Linked DNA regions of Mus musculus: region 2 is linked to region 1. A link is a loop called in an ENCODE intact Hi-C map of the cell type or tissue named here. Cell type or tissue: heart. All regions are shown on one strand. Each heading gives the region's core, and the rest is flanking DNA. Links, peaks and the distances in the headings are about the cores only.

What was found. A loop is a pair of places that touch in the nucleus more often than their neighbours do. Peaks named below come from ENCODE experiments on the same cell type or tissue, not always from the same donor. Only the 100,000 strongest peaks of a DNase experiment are listed, where the experiment ranks them.
Region 2: it touches region 1 in a loop (11-fold over the local background); 2 of 42 quality-filtered maps call a loop at or near these places.

Annotation. Positions count from the first base shown.
Region 1 is chr4:33,185,090-33,193,423 of GRCm38, forward strand. Pm20d2 (peptidase M20 domain containing 2) reads right to left here and starts at 4,648. Exons shown (of 7, transcript NM_001034867.2): 1 at 3,842-4,648; 2 at 1,959-2,107. The coding sequence starts at 4,291. In heart, for the core only: CTCF peaks have their summits at 3,211 and 3,880; DNase peaks (open chromatin) are centred at 3,852 and 4,362; H3K4me3 peaks cover 1,652 bases; H3K27ac peaks cover 959 bases; H3K27me3 peaks cover 222 bases.
Region 2 is chr4:33,258,053-33,266,386 of GRCm38, forward strand. No RefSeq gene overlaps it. Among named protein-coding and RNA genes, the nearest start is that of Pnrc1, 13 kb to the left of the region's middle. In heart, for the core only: CTCF peaks have their summits at 3,472, 3,672 and 4,600 (motif pointing right); a DNase peak (open chromatin) is centred at 3,429; H3K27ac peaks cover 1,175 bases.

The DNA.
Region 1 (8,334 bases), core at 89-8,088:
GGAGGTAGGGCCAGGTAGATCTTTACAAATTCAAGGCCAGCCTAGACTGCAGATTGAGTTCCAGGGTGGCCAGGGCTACATAGTAAGGTGTGTGTGTGTGTGTGTGTGTGTGTGTGTGTGTGTGTGTGTGTGTAGTGTAGATATCATCAGAGTTCATCTGGTAGAATGCTTGCCTGGCATACACGAAGCCCTGCTTCGATTTCTAACTCCGTGTATAACTAGGCATAGTGGTGTATACCTGCAATCCCAGCACTGGGGAGGCAAAAGGATCAGAAGGTCTAGATCATCTTCAGCTGCATGGCAGATCTGAGGCTAGCCTGGGCTATATGAGATTGTTTAACAAACAAACAAACAAACAAAATAAATAAACCAAGCTGGGCTGGGTGCATAGTTCAGATGGCAGAGTGTTTATCTAACATGCATACAGTCTTAGGCTCATCCAACTCCCCAGCACCACACAAACAAGACATGGATACACACACCTGCAATCCCAGTACTGCAGTAGCAGAGGCAGGCAGTTCAAGGACAACCTCAACTACACAGGGAGTTCCAGGCAAGCCTGTGCTATATACCAGACCTTAATTGAGGGGGTAGAGTATGTGGAACCAATTGGGTTGACTTTAAGATCAAGACAAACATAAGATCAAGGCCTAAATATAGTCCAAATAGTCTGGGAAGCCTGCCTACCGTTTGCAGGCCTCTTCCAGCCAGAAGCACTGGCAGACATTTGTAACTTCTAATGTTTTCCAGAAGTACAGAGATAAAATTATATCTCCCTCCCCTCCCCATACAAAGTGAATCGTTTCTACTCTCACAGTAACAGTTCCAAGTTGGTATGAATGAAGATACCGCTGGGCAGTGCTATCCCAATACTTTTTAACCCCAGTACTCTGGAGACAAAGATTGGCGGGTCTTTGTAAGTTCGAGGCCAGCCTGGTCTACAGAGTGAGTTCCAGGACAGCCAAGGCTACACAGAGAAACCCTGTCTGGAAAAGTAGACAGACAGACAGACAGACAGACAGACAGACAGACAGATGGATAGATAGTTGGATGGAAGGAAGAAGGAAGAAAGGGAGAAAAATACAATTAAAATGACTACCCTTTGAAAACAAGGTCTGGTGGGGTTCAGAGAAGTGAAATTCTTGAGCCCAGCTACACTGCAGGGATAGTTCTATTATTACAACCCAGATTCCCAGCTACTACAGAACTACCCGACACAGCCCAGCAGTGGCTCCTGGGGACAGGACCATTAACCATACCACAACTGTCCCTACTCTCACTGTCATTTGTGGTTAAAAATTCACAGCAGTTCAATGCATGGTACATCCTTCTAGATGCAAAAGAGAACCCTCCTCTGGCTCCCTAGAACCAAGTTAAAAGCAGCATGAAGAAGGGCTTTCCTCTCGTCTTAACAAAACTGTCCCTTGTAAAGACAAGTCCTTATCAAAGCACAGCTGTTCTCCAGGAGCCAGGTTAAGTTCAAAAGAGAGCACAAGGGTTTGATACTCCTTTAATAGTTCAATTATGACCATAATAACAAATCACGATCAGAAGGGAGGCTGTAAAGCAAACCTCACATCCGCACTGCCCAGTTCCCAGGGTCTTCTGTGCAGTCTACACTGGCCTTACACTCTTCCTGCCTTAACCTCCTGAGTAATGAGATTAGAGGTGCGTAGTTCATTTAACATTTGAAATGTATGAATGCAGAGGTTTAGTGTCTGGCTTACCTCCCTTTTCCTAATTATGTCTGTGTATGTGGTAGGGGACTGGGGGGTGGTGCGTGCAATGGGATACCTGTGGAGATCAAAAGAAATATTCTCTCCGATGTGATGTGGGTTCCGAGGGTTGAACTCTGGTCGGTTGGTCGCTAGGCGCGCATGACAAGTACTTTTGGCCTAGCTTTGATTGTTCTGCAGCCTGTTGCCCACTAAGGAATTATCCTCAGTGTGACTACTCACTCGTGCTCGGCCACATCCGGGAGATAGGCAGCGTTCTCCTGAGAGGGATGAGCCATAAAAACAACATCAAGGTTTTCGAAGGCACCTGCTTCAATTAGATCAATTTTGCCACCACCATCTTCTTCTGCAGGGGTTCCCAGGACAATCACCTACAAGGAAATGCAGATGTTAGCAAAGAGATTCCTAGCAGGAAAACATGACATGGGTTTTAGCGCGTGTGTATTCAGGATATACACTTAAGTCCTTAACCCCTGAAGAGAAGTTATAGTCTGACATTTATACCATGAATTAAAGTATATTGTGCAGAATCATAAAATTTAATATGTATTGTTATAGTAATCTGGTATAAATGCATGCTAGAAGTGCTATAGGAAAATTCCCCCAATTTTATACTCCACCCAAGTCATAACAAAGACCAAAAGAAGTAGAATTATATGTACTTTAACATTTGCTAGGACTTATCTGTTAAAGTTTCTTCGTGGCTAAGACTGTTTAATGTATGTGTATGACAGGTATAATCAATCAGTCATGAGCTTTACTGAAAAGGATCTTGCACGTGGCCTGTCTGTTACCCTCACAAGAAGCCTGCGAGGTAGTAAGCAGTCTGCAGTCTGCATCATTTCAGGCAGGCTACAGGCGTCCCGGGTTACAAAGCAAGTCTCCAGAGCCTACAGAGCTCTCCTTCCGGTTGAGACGGACTCCTCACTGAGAAACCACCTTAAAAGTCTTAACTCATTAACCTTTCATTGACGAGCCTTAAACAACCTCAGTGCCATGGTTAGAAACCCCCAACTATTACACAAACTTACTAACTCGATTTCACCAGTTCAACCAGGAAGACCTAAGGGTCACCAAACACCTAATCGAACAAAAGAGAACTTGACAGAATAAACCTTTTACTTTGATACCTAAGCTTAACTTCTTCAAGCAATTTTTAAAAAGCAAAGGCACAGCCTCTGCATAAGATTAAAGTATTGTTAAGGTCAGGTATAAAAATACAATGAAAGCAAAGGGAATCCACTCATATTCCATTTTCTGGTAAGAGAGGAACGTTGCTGAGAACAACCACTTGAAATTTGAAGTTGGTATACTTCTCAAAGTCTGGCTTTATTTATTTTTAAATTTATAATGTACCTTAAGTTAAGCTGCTTTTTGAGGGAGGGGGTAAGACAGGGTCTCTCTATGTAATCCTGACTGTCCTGGAGCTCAGATAGACTAGGCTGACCTCGAACTCACAGAGCTCCGCCTGGCATGCACCACCACTCCTGGCCGCTAAGCCTCTCTGAATCTACTGGGCTCATTGCCAACCGCTGAGAACTTTCCTAAGTCGGTCCAGGGTCTCACGGCCCTCCTCCCCAAACAACACAGAAACCTAGAGGCCACAAGAGATAAATTGTTTGTTGCAGAGGATTACATTACTGCCACTGGCGGGTGAGCCGAGCTGAGTTGTGACATATAACCTTGCTCACAGAATTAAATACACTATCCTAAAGAGTAAACACAAGATCGGACCTGCCCAAGACAGACATGCACGACATTTTCCTGCTTAAAGAACCGAGACGCCTGTTTAATATGAAATAAAATGTACACTTAAATATGAACCTATCTACGTAGTAAATGTTTTGTTAGCTTCTCCGTTAGTTCTGCTCTTTAGTGGTTTGGCAGCCTGGTAGTTCTAAACACTGAAATTTACTATACAAATACCAATTATTCAAATCAAAATCTTTTGTTTGTTAAGTCTCCATTTATTTCCTCCAGATAGCACACGACCCAATGAGCAAACTGCAGCTGTCTGCCACCAAAAATAACCGGTCTGGTACTCCGACTGGTCTGGCACTCCGGGCTGGATCCGGCACGCCCCGCGCTGGCCCGGAGTGGCTCACCTTGACCGGCGGCGGCGCAGCGATGCTCTCCAGCGCAGCCCGCAGGCCGAGCGCCGCAGCCACCCCGACCTCGGCGATGAGGTTGTGGCCGCAGGCGTGGCCCAGGGCTGGCAGCGCGTCGTACTCGCACAGGAAGGCCACCTGCAGCGCGCGGGGCCCCGCCGCGGACTCCGGCGGCGCCCACTCGGCACGGAAGGCGGTGGGGAGCCCGAAGTGCGGCTGCACCGCCCACGAGGCGGCCGGCGGCTCGCACTCGAAGAAGCGCGTGAGCTCGCCGTGCGCGCGGTGCTCTTCGTAGGCCAGCTCGGGCGCGCTCCAGATGGCGCGGCTCAGCGCGCCCAGGCGCTCGGCCGCCTCGTCGATGCGCTCGGCCGCTCGCCGTTTCAGCAGCTCCAGCTCGGCGGCGCTGCTCGTGCCGGGCTCGGCCGGCCGCTCCACCACCGGACCCATGGCGCGGGCGTGCTGCGGTCTCTCCTCGTCCGCCCTCTGCGAGGCTCGGCGGCGCTCGGCTGTCTTATCTGACTTCGGCAACGCTCGGCGCCGCTCGGCAGTCCTTGCCAGTCCTATGCAACGCTCGGCGGCACCTTGGCAGCGCTTGGCCGCCCTTGGCAACGCTTAGCTGTCCTTGGCAGCCCTCCGCAAGGCTAGGCGCCTCGGCAGCCCTTGGCAGTCCGCACCGCTCGGCTGTCCTAATCAGTCCTCGGCCGCCCTCGGCGGCTTCGGCGACCAGCGCCCCGCGCTCGCCCACCGTACAGCACCACCCTAACTCTAACTTAACCCCCCACCCCCCAGGTCAGGAGTTGCCCTGTAGCTCCGCCCTCAAGGCTCGGCCTGGAGCTGGGGCGCCAACTCCTAAGAAGAGGAATTGTATAGGACAAGTTTTATCCAAAATTTTGATTGACAAGCCCAAGTAACATGATTTGCACAGCTTGTGTTCATAACGGGTCTAAAGTTACCCGATGAGGAAATTCAAGAAGTCATACTCTCCTTTTCCTCCAGAGTGATACAAGTTCAAAATTGTTATTGATGATACACACCTAATAATTAGTAGTCTGAGGTTTTCTTGTATTAAAAGCTTCTGCGTGTTCTTCCTATTCTACCCTCTCTTAAATTGCCACAACTAGGTCAAATAAGATACCATATATATATATATATATATATATATATATATATATATATATATATATATGATTTTTTTAAGGAGTGCACGCCTTTAATCCCAAGCATTTGGGAGGCAGAGGCAGGTGGATCTCTGAGTTCGAGGCCAGCTTGGTCTACAAAGTGAGTTCCAGGACAGCCAGGGCTATACAGAGTAAACTCGAGGGAAGTGGAAGGAATGAAGAGAAGAAAAAGGCAGACTGTAATCAATTTTTACTAGTTTATACCCTAAAACGCCAGAGTCCAGGTCACACTCTAACGTGAAAAAAACTGTCCTTAGTTAACACCCTAACCGAATGAAACTTTTCCCTAAACACAATAAATGTGATATAAATTCATGAATGGACTCACTTTCCTTTTTTAAAACTTTTTTTAACATTTTTTTGTGTTATTTTGTTTGTTTTGTCTGAATGTATGCGTGCACACCGAGTCTGGTGCCTGAGGAGGTCAGAAGAGGGCGTCAGATCGCCTGAAACGAGTTACACATGATTGCGAGCCACCCTCTGGGTGAATGGGAACTGAACCCTGGTCCTCCAGCCCCACCGTCATTTTCTTAACTTTACTCTTGTAACTCCTTTACAGGAGTCCTCCAGCATCTATGAGACTCCAGATTATTTTGCTCAGTGAACTGGCTAAAAGCCAGAATAATGTCAAAATAATAAGATCACTCACTCTGCACCAAGTGCTTTTCTGGATGTTTTAAATGTTAATACCTATTTCTCATCCCAACCTATGAGGTTTTTAGTGTGACTATTATCTTCAAATTACAGATGGGCATCCAAGATTATACAACTCACTAAGTACTGGGCACAGATTTCCACAAAAGACAACATCTAACCACTACACTTGATTGCTTGTGACATCTGAATTCACAAATCATCTATTTATATCACAATGGACACAATCATTCATCTTCAATAAATTTTTACAGCAGAGCTCTGCCAATAGCAGTGGAAATCCTGTTTGTTCTCATTAGACAGCTACACACAGGCTTGTGTATAAACTTTAGAGACAAGCTGCTATTTAGGTTGCTTGTTACAAAGTAATACTGTTGTCATCTGATGTGGTGGAAAGATAGGTAACTCTGGGCTGGGTTCCTCCTGCGTAGTCTGCCCACCCAGACATATATGTATTCAGTTTCTACTTTTGACATCATGGATTTCTTGTGCATGGTGATTTGTATTCTTGAATCTCTTTAATAAATTGTATCTTCTCTTCAGTCTTCATACTTTTTTTTGTTCCATTTTCTAGCACCTAACAGCATAGATATAACATCCCTTGTGGTGGTTTGAATAAGAATGGTCCCTGTAGACTCCTATATTTGAATGCATGATCACTGGGGAGAGATACTACTTGAAAGGGATTAGGTGTGGCCTTGTTGTGTGGAGAGCCATGCCGTGAGCAATCACCATTATAAGATGGCGCTGGCTTCCACTGTGCCTAACTAGTAAACAAGCCTTATGCGCAAGTGCAAGAGTAAATTCACGCCCAGCCACTGCCCATCTCAGGGCGTAAGTAATGGGGTGATGGGCGAGCAACTAATCGGGTGCTGTCACGCCACATCAGGTGCTGAAACGTCACGCTGCAGGCTATATAAGCAGCACCATTTTCCGGGTTCGGGTCTTCCTTATGTTGAAGCAATAAAAGCTTTGCCGTAGAAAGATCCGGTTGTCCGAGTGAATTCTTGCCAGCAAGATACTAGCTTGGGCAAGATTGTTGGAGGAAGTAAGTATGTCACTGGGGGGGTGCAGTAGGTTAAAAGCCCAAGCCAGGCCCAGTGTCTTTCTCTTCCTGCTGCCTCTGGATTGGATGTAAAACACTGAGGTACTTCTCTAGCACCATGTCTGCCTACGTGACTCCATGTTCCCTGTCGTGATGATAATGGATCAAACCTATGAAACTAACTGTAAGACATCCCCAGTAAATGCTTCTCTTTTATAAGATCTGGCGTAGACAGTGTCTCTGCCTAGCCACAGAACGCTGACTAGAAATCCTTCCTCTGTGACAGTAAATACCTTTGGCTAATTATTATTCTTGACTCTCATGGTAGCATTGTACAGCCACATCCAGCTTTTTACATGGGCAGTGGGGATTTGAACTTATACTTGCAGAGCAGTGATTTTACATTTTGAGCCATCTTCCCAGCTCAAGAATATCTTCCTAAAGCTGGGTTGGAGGTGGCATTCTTGAATGCCAGGAAACTACTCAGTATTTTTTTTTAAACTTGGTATCTTTTAACTATTCTACATACAAGTGTCTGCATTGTTTATGATACCACTCAGGTCTCTTTAAAAAAAAAAAAATCTCTCTTCCTTTACCTGGGGCTGGAGTTAAAAATGCAGAATGTACTATTAAGTGAGGTTTTTGTGGAGGGGGTTGGTTGGGTTTTGTTTTTTTGTTTGTTTGTTTTTTGTTTTGTTTTGTTTTCCTTTTGGAGGGAAGGAACTAAAGGCGAATAGAAGTAGTTCTACATAATGTATAGTTTTAAAGCATAAATACGTTTTTCTTCCCAGGCTACTCACAAAACAAGTTCCCTTCATTGGGGATAATAACGTTGAAACAGGAAATTCCTGATAAATGGATACTTTATTGGAATAAAGGGATGGAGTTTAGTTACTTCGGAAAACAGCTGAAATACCACCCACATCATACTACATATTATTTCAGCTTTCAGATTCAGACCTCCTTTTGACAAATGACAGGCTTCAGCATGGTTTATATTCTTTGGGTAGGATAAAAATAATCCTGTTTTGAAATCCCCAACACAGACCAACAAAACGTGACCTACATGAATCACAAACAGTGGGATGGGGTGGGGGGAAAGGATTTGAGGGGAGAGTAAAGGCAACGGGAAATCCTGGTGGGGAACAGTATGTAGGAGAGAAAACGATGTGACTCGTGGAGAAAATACAGTCATGTCACCCGAAACAAAATAGGAAATAAAATGCTTCCAAACGTAGATAGGAACCTTCTTCCCTGCCGTCTTCAGTTACAGTGTTTGAACCTGGACAATTCTGTCTAGCAGGAAGCAGGCCCATGGCACCATCTGGAGGCTGCTTCTACCTGAATGCTGAGAAAGAAAGACTGTGTCAGCACAGAATATTGTCTGTAAAATCTTCCTAAGCAACCCTCAGGGCACGTCACTATCTCCAGAATGGCAAGCTGAAATAAGCCAGTAACACACGAGCAAGAAACTCACATGGGCTGAGGTGTTGAAAGAGCTGGTGGCCACGTAACAGAAAGCAAAGACCTAAGGGGGCAGGTCAGAAGAAAGACCTAAAGGGGCTGATCGGAAGAAAGGCCTAAGGGGAAAGGTTGGAAGAAAGGTGAACTTT
Region 2 (8,334 bases), core at 279-8,278, 73 kb after region 1:
TTTCCATCCATAGTCAGAAGATGACCCAGATTTTCTGACCATTCCCTAGTAACCTTTTCTTTCATAGACTGCTGACCATTGAGAGGCCCTGCCCCAGCATCCTCCAAGCCTGCTCACATCTGACTAGCTTCCTAGTGACTTTTGCCACCCCATCCCTTTGTTAGGGTACCAAATCTTCCCCCATCACCCAAGACCATCCCTCTCTCATGCTGTAGGGAGTTTACCTCTTGTCCAGGGTAGTAGCTCCAGATGGCTGCTGTTCTGTGCATCGCTGAGTGTGTGCACTTTAAGCACAGGCTGGAAGTTGGGTGAGAAACCAGGATTCGAGCCTCATTTTAAGAGGCTGGGGTGAAACTGGGGTGCCAAGAAGCCAGAAGAGGGCACTGATCCCCTGGAACTGCCATGACAGGCAGTTGTGTGCCACTGGAAACTGAATTCAGGTCTTTAGCAACAGCAGCTAGGGCTCTTGACCACTAGGTCTTCTCCCCAGCCCCTTGTCTTGTTTCTGTTTTGAGGGGTAGTGGTACGTTTGGTTTTGGATGTTTGAGACCTGGCTCATACAGGCCTGGCTATCCTGCAACATGCTATGTTGGCTCAGCTGGTCTTCAATTCATGAAGATTTACCTGTCTCTCCCCTCATTCTTGGGATTAAAGGTGTGTGCCACCATGCCTAGCTCCTGTAGTTCCAGCTGACATGGAATTCAGTATGTAAACCAAACTTATTTTGATCTTCCAGCCTCTGCCTTATGTGCTGGGCTCTCGGTGAATGCTTGCCTATGCTCTGTTATTAATGTGTTCTTCTCTCAAACAGACCTGGGAGGAAAGCTACCCTAAACCAGGTTCTGAAATCACTGTTTTAGGCCTATGTACTTTTGGGCACAAATACCTCACACACATCAAGAACTGCTATGTGACCTTGCTCCTTAATTTAAAACTTTTGGTTGAACACAGCTGGGCAGAAGAGAAGTAGGTGGTGTTTGGGTTCCTGGGCTTCGGGTCTGGAGAGACCAGAAAGGAAAAGAGGAAAGGTGGAAAGAGGAGAAGATGCCATGGGGGTATTTAGGTGAGTTGTGAAGACATGGCCATGAGGGCTGGCCAACTGGAGTTAAGAGCAGCCCAGATGGAACATGGCTAGTCAGATCTCAGGGTTACTGGCAGGGAGTAGACATAAGAACTTAGAGGGGAGCTATCTGCCCAGGTTTAGTGCTTTAAAAAGCTTTGTGTAAATACATAGTCTTGTATCTTTTATCTGGGAATTGAATGATCAAAGGTGTGATAGAAACCCCCGACTGAGATTAAATAATTACTACATCAAGGGTTCAATCCCCAGCAATGCCAAAAAAAAAAAAAAAAAAAAAAGGAGCGATAAATAGAAATAATTGGGACCGGAGAATTGGCTCTTGTGGGTAACAGTTTTTGAAGCAAATGTGAAAACAGGACTTGGATCCCCAGAACACAGGTAAAGCTGCCGAGGCAGCCAGTGCTTAGAATCACAAGGTTCCTTCAGAGGCGAGAGGTGAAGGCAGGAGGCTCCCAGCAGCGCCTGGCCAGCCAGCTTGGCTTATGCTGCAGCAGACAACGTAAGAGAGATCCTGACTAAAGGCAAAAGGCAAGGAGTGATACCCAGCAATGTCCCCTGGCCTCCACACACACACACACGCACAGACACACATGCATGTGTACACACGAAATAATACAATCTTTATGCTTTAGGAATGGCTCTGCACACCTGTGTTTCCAGCATCTGAGAGGCTGAGGCAGGAGGATTTCAAGTTCAAGGCCAGCCCGAGCTACGTAGTGAGACCCAATCTCAAAACAAAACAATAAAACACAAACCCCAAAGAATTACTAAATTCTTATTTAATTTGTTCCATATTTTTTATGACAAACATTTTGTGAGAAAATATAGTTATGGTTCCCTTTCCGTGGAAGTGATACTGAAAGAAGAGATGTTAGTAAGCTTTTTGCCAAAGACCTCTGAGTAGTGTTCCCTGCTCTCAGCCTGTCTGATCTCTCCACTCTAGGACAGTCAGGGGCCTGAGCTGCTCTTACAGAGGACCTGAGTTTGGTTCTTAGCATCTTTTTGGACAGCTCATAACTGCCTCTAACTTCAGTTCCAGGGAATCTGACACCCTTTGCTGGTCTATACAGGTATCTATCTGCCCATACCCACACTCAGATTCACACATAATTAAAAGTAAATCTTTAAAACAACAACAATAAAATCCCCCTGCCTCCCCCAAATAAAACAACACTGGCAACAGAATGATGACTCAGTCCTGAGAAGCCTGTAACCACATCATTTAAACATTTTAAACAGGGAGTAGGGGTGTGTGTGTGTGTGTGTGTGTGTGTGTTTGTGTGTGTGGGTGTGTGTGGGGGTGTACTGGCTGGCTTTGTGTGTCAACTTGACACAAACAGGAGTTATCTCAGAAAGGAGCCTCCCTTGGGGAAAGGCCTCCATGAGATCCAGCTGTAAGGCATTTTCTCAATTAGTGATCAAGGAGGAGGGCCTAACCCCCTGTGGTGCCATCCCTGGGCTGGTAGTTCTAGAACTGAGCAAGCCAGGGACAGCAAGCCAGTAAGCAGCACCCCTCCATGGCCTCTGCATCAGCTCCTGCCCTGTGTGAGTTCCTGTCCTGGATTTCTTTGGTGAACAGCAATGTGGAAGTATAAGTTGAATAAACCCTTTCCTCCCCAACATGTTTCTTGGTCATGATGTTTTGTGCAGGAATACAAACCCTGACTAAGGCAGGCACCCTTACCTGCTAATCCATCTCACTCTGGTTTTTTGAGTTTGTGTTTGTTTGGTGTCTTCCCCCCTCCCCACTTTTTTTATTTCCTCCTCCTCCTTTCTCTTCCTCTCCTCCTCCTTCTCCTTCTCCCCCCCCCCCCCCCCCACCTCCTCAGGTTGTCCAGGCTGGCCTTCGTAGCAGATAGTGATGTTGAATCCCTGACCTTCCTCCTGAGTATTGGAATTACAGGCATGTGGTACAATGGTTAGCTACGTTTCTCAATAAATGCCAACTCTTCTTAAAAAGAAAAACAGGAAGGAGGGAAAAAGAGTGAGGGGAGGAGAGAGTGAGAGAGAGACTACACCCAAACTGGAATCTTGAAATTACATATTTGAAATTTAAAGTCAAAGTGAAGCTAAAGGGGCAGTGAGTGGTGACTTTTAGTTGTCAAGAATCCTCCGAGGGCACACCGAGGAAAGAAATTCCACTGGGAAAGAACTGGGTCACTCGTCACATGTTTGTTTCCAGTAAGAGTTAAACAAACTAGAAGCCAGGCTACTGCACAGCAAGGGATGTCGGCAGCTTGCCCAAGGCCAGAAATTTCCTGAATTGCAACACTTCTTGGCCAGCACCTGCCCTTTCCCTTCCTGGCAAAGTCCAGTGGGTTGTCACTCACGTCTCCCTCCCCGCAGCCAGCTGGTGGGATGTGCTCTCCTACTGGGGTGTGGCTGCTTTTAATACCAAAGTAGGCAGACAGGGCAGGAAGGCCTTGGCCATGAGGTTGCTGGCAGGAAGAAGCAGAGCGTGCATGTGACCCATCCTGCCAGACTTACACTTTGTCATCAACGTGAATCTGAGGTGTGGCTGAGACTGAGCAGTGACTGGCATGCTGTGTTGGCAGGATTTACGTGGACCCTTGAAAGTCCGAGAGTGGAGTGAGGTGAGACTGGCTGAGTCACAGTCTCTATTCAGAAGTTACTTTGTAATCGTTCTTCACTTGGTGAGCAGCCCATGAATATTCCAGACTTACACTGTGTTGGGAAACTTAAGAACTGATGTCAGGATGAAGTGCTTTTAGAATACAGCAGTGGCAGGCCAACCCAAAGTCTCCTTGGAACGGGTCATGCCTAAGACAAGGGAAGACGCTGTCAGCCATTCTCCAGCCTCTTCTATCCTGGTGCTCTCCTAACCCACCCGTTTCACGCATTGCCCACCATTTTTTTTTTCAGACTATGGTTTCACTCTATGGTCCAGAATAACTTCAACTTGTGGCATGCTCTCAGCCCCTCAAATTATGTAGGACCAACCACACTACCTGGTTCCCATGAGGCTTCTGAACTTAGTTGTGTCTTCCTGGAGTTGTACCTCTGAGAATCCTTCCAGACTTCCTACCCTGGCTCTTCCTAGTGTCACATGAACTGGGACAGTTTTTCTAGGCTGTTTGTTTGGCTTCTCCCTCTTTCCCGTTATCACATGTCCTTGTTTACTTTGGACCTCTATAGCATCTTCTCGGGTCTTCAGAGTAACCGTACAGGACATCCCCTCTTGTAACCTTATTTGTCTGTGATTTACATGTTACTTTTTGATTTCCTGGTTTTGAAACAGGTTCTCAGTAGGTAGCCCTGTCGCCTGTAGACTTGATAGGTACCCTGAGATGACCTCAAACTCATGCCAACCCTTTTGCCTTTGCCTTGTAATGTTAGGACTTACAAGTTTGCACATGACACCCAGCTATATTTCCCCTTTTTCTATTTAATTTTATGTTGGGTATTCTTTTTTCTTTTTTAAAGATTATTTATTTATTTATTTTATGTATGTGAGTACACTGTAGCTGTCTTCAGATACACCAGAAGAGGGCATCAGATCTCATTACAGATGGTTGTGAGCCACCATGTGGTTGCTGGGAATTGAACTCAGAACCTCTGGAAGAGAGCAGTCAGTGCTCTTAACTGCTGAGCCATCCCTCTAGCCCTCGGGGATTCTTTTTTTGTTTTGTTTTGTTTTGAGCTAGGCTCTCACATATCTCAGGCTGGCTTTGAACTCCTGACCTTTCTGTCTCTATTTTCCAAGTGGTAGTATTACAGGCATGCACCACCACATCCGAGTCGTCTTTTTACTAACCCCATTCAAAATTATTCCATTTGTTTGTTTCCTTATATGTGTATCAGGAGTGGGGGTGGTGATGTGTGTACCATGGAAAGTGTGTGGAGATCACAGGCCAACTTGAAGCAGCCAGTTCTCTTTCTAGTCCCAGGGATAAAACTCAGGCTGCCCAGCAATTGCTGAGTCATGTTGTCAGTCCTTTCATGGCTGACATGGTGGTGTTCACCTTTATTCTTAGCACCTGGGAAGCAGAGGCAGGTGGCTGTCTAGGAATTCAAGGCCAGCCTGGTCTACACAGGGAGTTCCCAGTTCACCATTACACATTACATAGTGTGCTGACTAGTTTATGCAAATTTGACACAAACTAGAATTGTTTGAAAGGAGGGAAACTCGGTTGAGAAAATGCCTCCATTATATTGGGCTATAGGGTCCTTTTCTTGATTAGTGACCAATGTAGGAAGGGCTAGCCCATTGTGGGTGGTACCATCCCTGGCCTGGTGGTCCTGGGTTCTATAAGAAAGCAGGCTGAGGGCTGGAGAGATGGCTCAGCGGTTAAGAGCACTGATTGCTCTTCCAGAGGTCCTGAGTTCATATCCCAGCAACCACATGGTGGCTCACAACCATCTGTAATGAGATCTGATGCCCTCTTCTGGTGTGTCTGAAGACAGCTACAGTGTACTTACATATAATAAATAAATCTTTTTTAAAAAAAAGAAAGAAAGAAAGAAAGAAAGAAAGCAGGCTGAGCAAGCCATGCTGAGCAAGCCAGTAAGCAGCACCCCTCCATGGCCTCGGCATCAGCTCCTGCCTTCAGGCTTCAGCCCTGGTTGAGTTCCTGTCCTGTCTTCCTTCAATGATGAACAGCAATGTAGAAGTGTAAACTGAATAAGCCCTTTCCTTCCCAACCTGCTTTTGGTCATGCTGTTTTGTTGCATGACCTAACCCTAACTAAAACACACAGTAAGACCCCATCTCAAAACAACAACAGAAATTTTTAATGATTCACTATTGACTGTCTAACTTGCATCAGCACTATCGTCAGGATGAAAGCTCTCAGCCCCATGTCTGCCTGCTGCCTTCCACACTTTCTGCCATGATGTTCCTGGACTAACCTTCTAAATGTGTAAATAAACCCCCAAATAAATGCTTTCTTCTGGAAGAGTTGCCTTGGTCATGGACGTTGCACTAAGGGACAGAAATTAAGACAGAGAGATGACTCAAAGGTTAAGAGCACTGACTGCTCTGGCAGGGACCTGGCTTCAGTTCCCAGGACCCACATAGTGGCTCACAACCACCAGGGGACTGGACCCCTCTTTTGTGTGTGCCAGGGATGCACACAAGATGCACATTCATGTACACATGTAGGCAAAACAGCCATACACATTTATTTTCCAATTGTGAGACACAGGCTTACAATGTAGTCCTGACTGCTCTCAAACTTACAGCAATCCTCCTGACTTGGCCTCCAGTGGGAGTGAAATTGAAGGTATGAACTAACACACCTGACTTAAATATACTTTTGTTAGGTTTTCTTCATACTGGAGATCAAACTCAGGGCTTCGTGCATGCTAGACAAATACTCTACCACTGAGTTAGACCTGTAGCTCACCAACTGGTGTATGATAGAAGCCAAAAAAATGCACACTGGGGGAAAGAGAACATCTTCAACAAATGATGCTGGGAAAATGGAGTGTCCATATTTTGAAGAAAAATGAAGTTATATCTATATCTGTTACTCTGCACAAAAATCAACTCTAAGTGAATTGAAGACTTTAATGTGAAACCTGACTAGAAACCCTAAGACTTCTAGAAGAAAACATGGGCAGAAAAGGAATTTATAAGTCGGACTCTGTCTGTTCAGGAATTAAAGATGACAATTGACAAATGAGCCTTCATAAAACTTAAAAGCGCCTGTACAGCACAGGGAGCAGTGAAGAGAAGAGCGAGCCTCAGAGCGGGAGAGAACCTTTGCTAGCTGCATAAAGCTGACAGAAGATTAATACCTAGAATATGCAAAGAACTCAAGAAAAAAAGAGTTAAGTAAACACCCAAGGCAAGACGGGATTGTTGAAGACACTCCATATTCTGGACACAGGAGGTGCTGGACTTGAGCTAGAACTGGCCTGGACGCTTCCTTTTCAAGGAACTTTCTGAAGATGTTATGCAAGCTCCGAAGGGAGAGGAAAAGTCTGTGATCCTACCTAACTGTCAAACTATGAACCATGGTGATGACTGGTTCAGTAAGATATCACCAAAGGCAAGCAACTGCTGCTCTGGGAGGAAACACCAGTTCTTTGCGTAAATGAGTTCCCTGATTGTTGCGGTGAATTTGGGCTACACCACTTAGTGCTCACGGTGGGTGTGGGTGGTGGGTCACGTGCTCCCAGCCACCGGCCCAGGAATTCTTCCGATGAAAGACACACACACTTTAGCCCAATTTTGAAATGCTGGGATTAGCTTAAAAGCTGAGCAGTTCTACACCTCTTGCTGCTACCCCAGGCCGATTGGGGAAGTGGCCAGTGGCCACCCACTCAATTCTCACATGGCTAGTTGGCTTTCTCTCCAGCAGCTCCTAAATCTCATTCGCCCCCCTCCCCCACACCCAGTCACAGGGATTCTCTTCTCTCTTCCTCTCTCCAGTGTCCTAGCCCTCACAAACCCAAGGGACACACCCCATCTTTCTTTGCTCAGCCATTGGCCGCTGGCATCTTTATTGATTGGTTAAAAACCAATTGAGGACAAGGACCTTCAGAGTTAGACCCAATCCCCAACACCTGAAGGGTTATCAAATCCAAGTACATTCAAGCCACACTAAATGAACTCAATAAGTTATGTAGCCGGGCAGTGGTGGCGCACGCTTTTAATCCCAGCACTTGGGAGGCAGAGGCAGGCAGATTTCTGAGTTCGAGGCCAGCATTCACACTACAGAGTAAATTCCAGGACAGCCAGGGCTACAAAGAGAAACCCTGTCTCGAAAAACCAAGACTAACTAACTAAATAATTAATAAAGTTACATATGTGTAACAACAATAAAAGTGAAGAAGAGACATGAACCTGAGAAGTTAGAGGGGAGGGGAGGTAAATACTGTGAATACATACAGTCTCCATGAAATTCTCAAAAATTAAAAATTTAAACCTTAAAAGTAAAAAAAAAAAAAAGTTTTATTTTTAAATGTTTTGTTTGCCTCTTGAGAGATCAATTGATTGATTCTTTTGAAGACAGCATCTGTCTTTCTGTGTAGCTTAGTTTCTCTTCCAAAGTTGGGATTACAAGTGTGTGTAGCCATGTAGCCCTGGCTGTCCTGGAACTCACTCTGTAGACCAGGCTGGCCTTGAACTCAGCAATCTGCCTGCCTCTGCCTCCCAAGTGTTGGGATCAAAGGTGTGGGCCACCACACCAGGCTCAGAAAGTGTTTCTTATTGTCTGATGTTTCTTAACATTACAAACCACCTTTTAGTTGCATCTCCAGGTACCCAGCACAGTGCCTGGCACTTT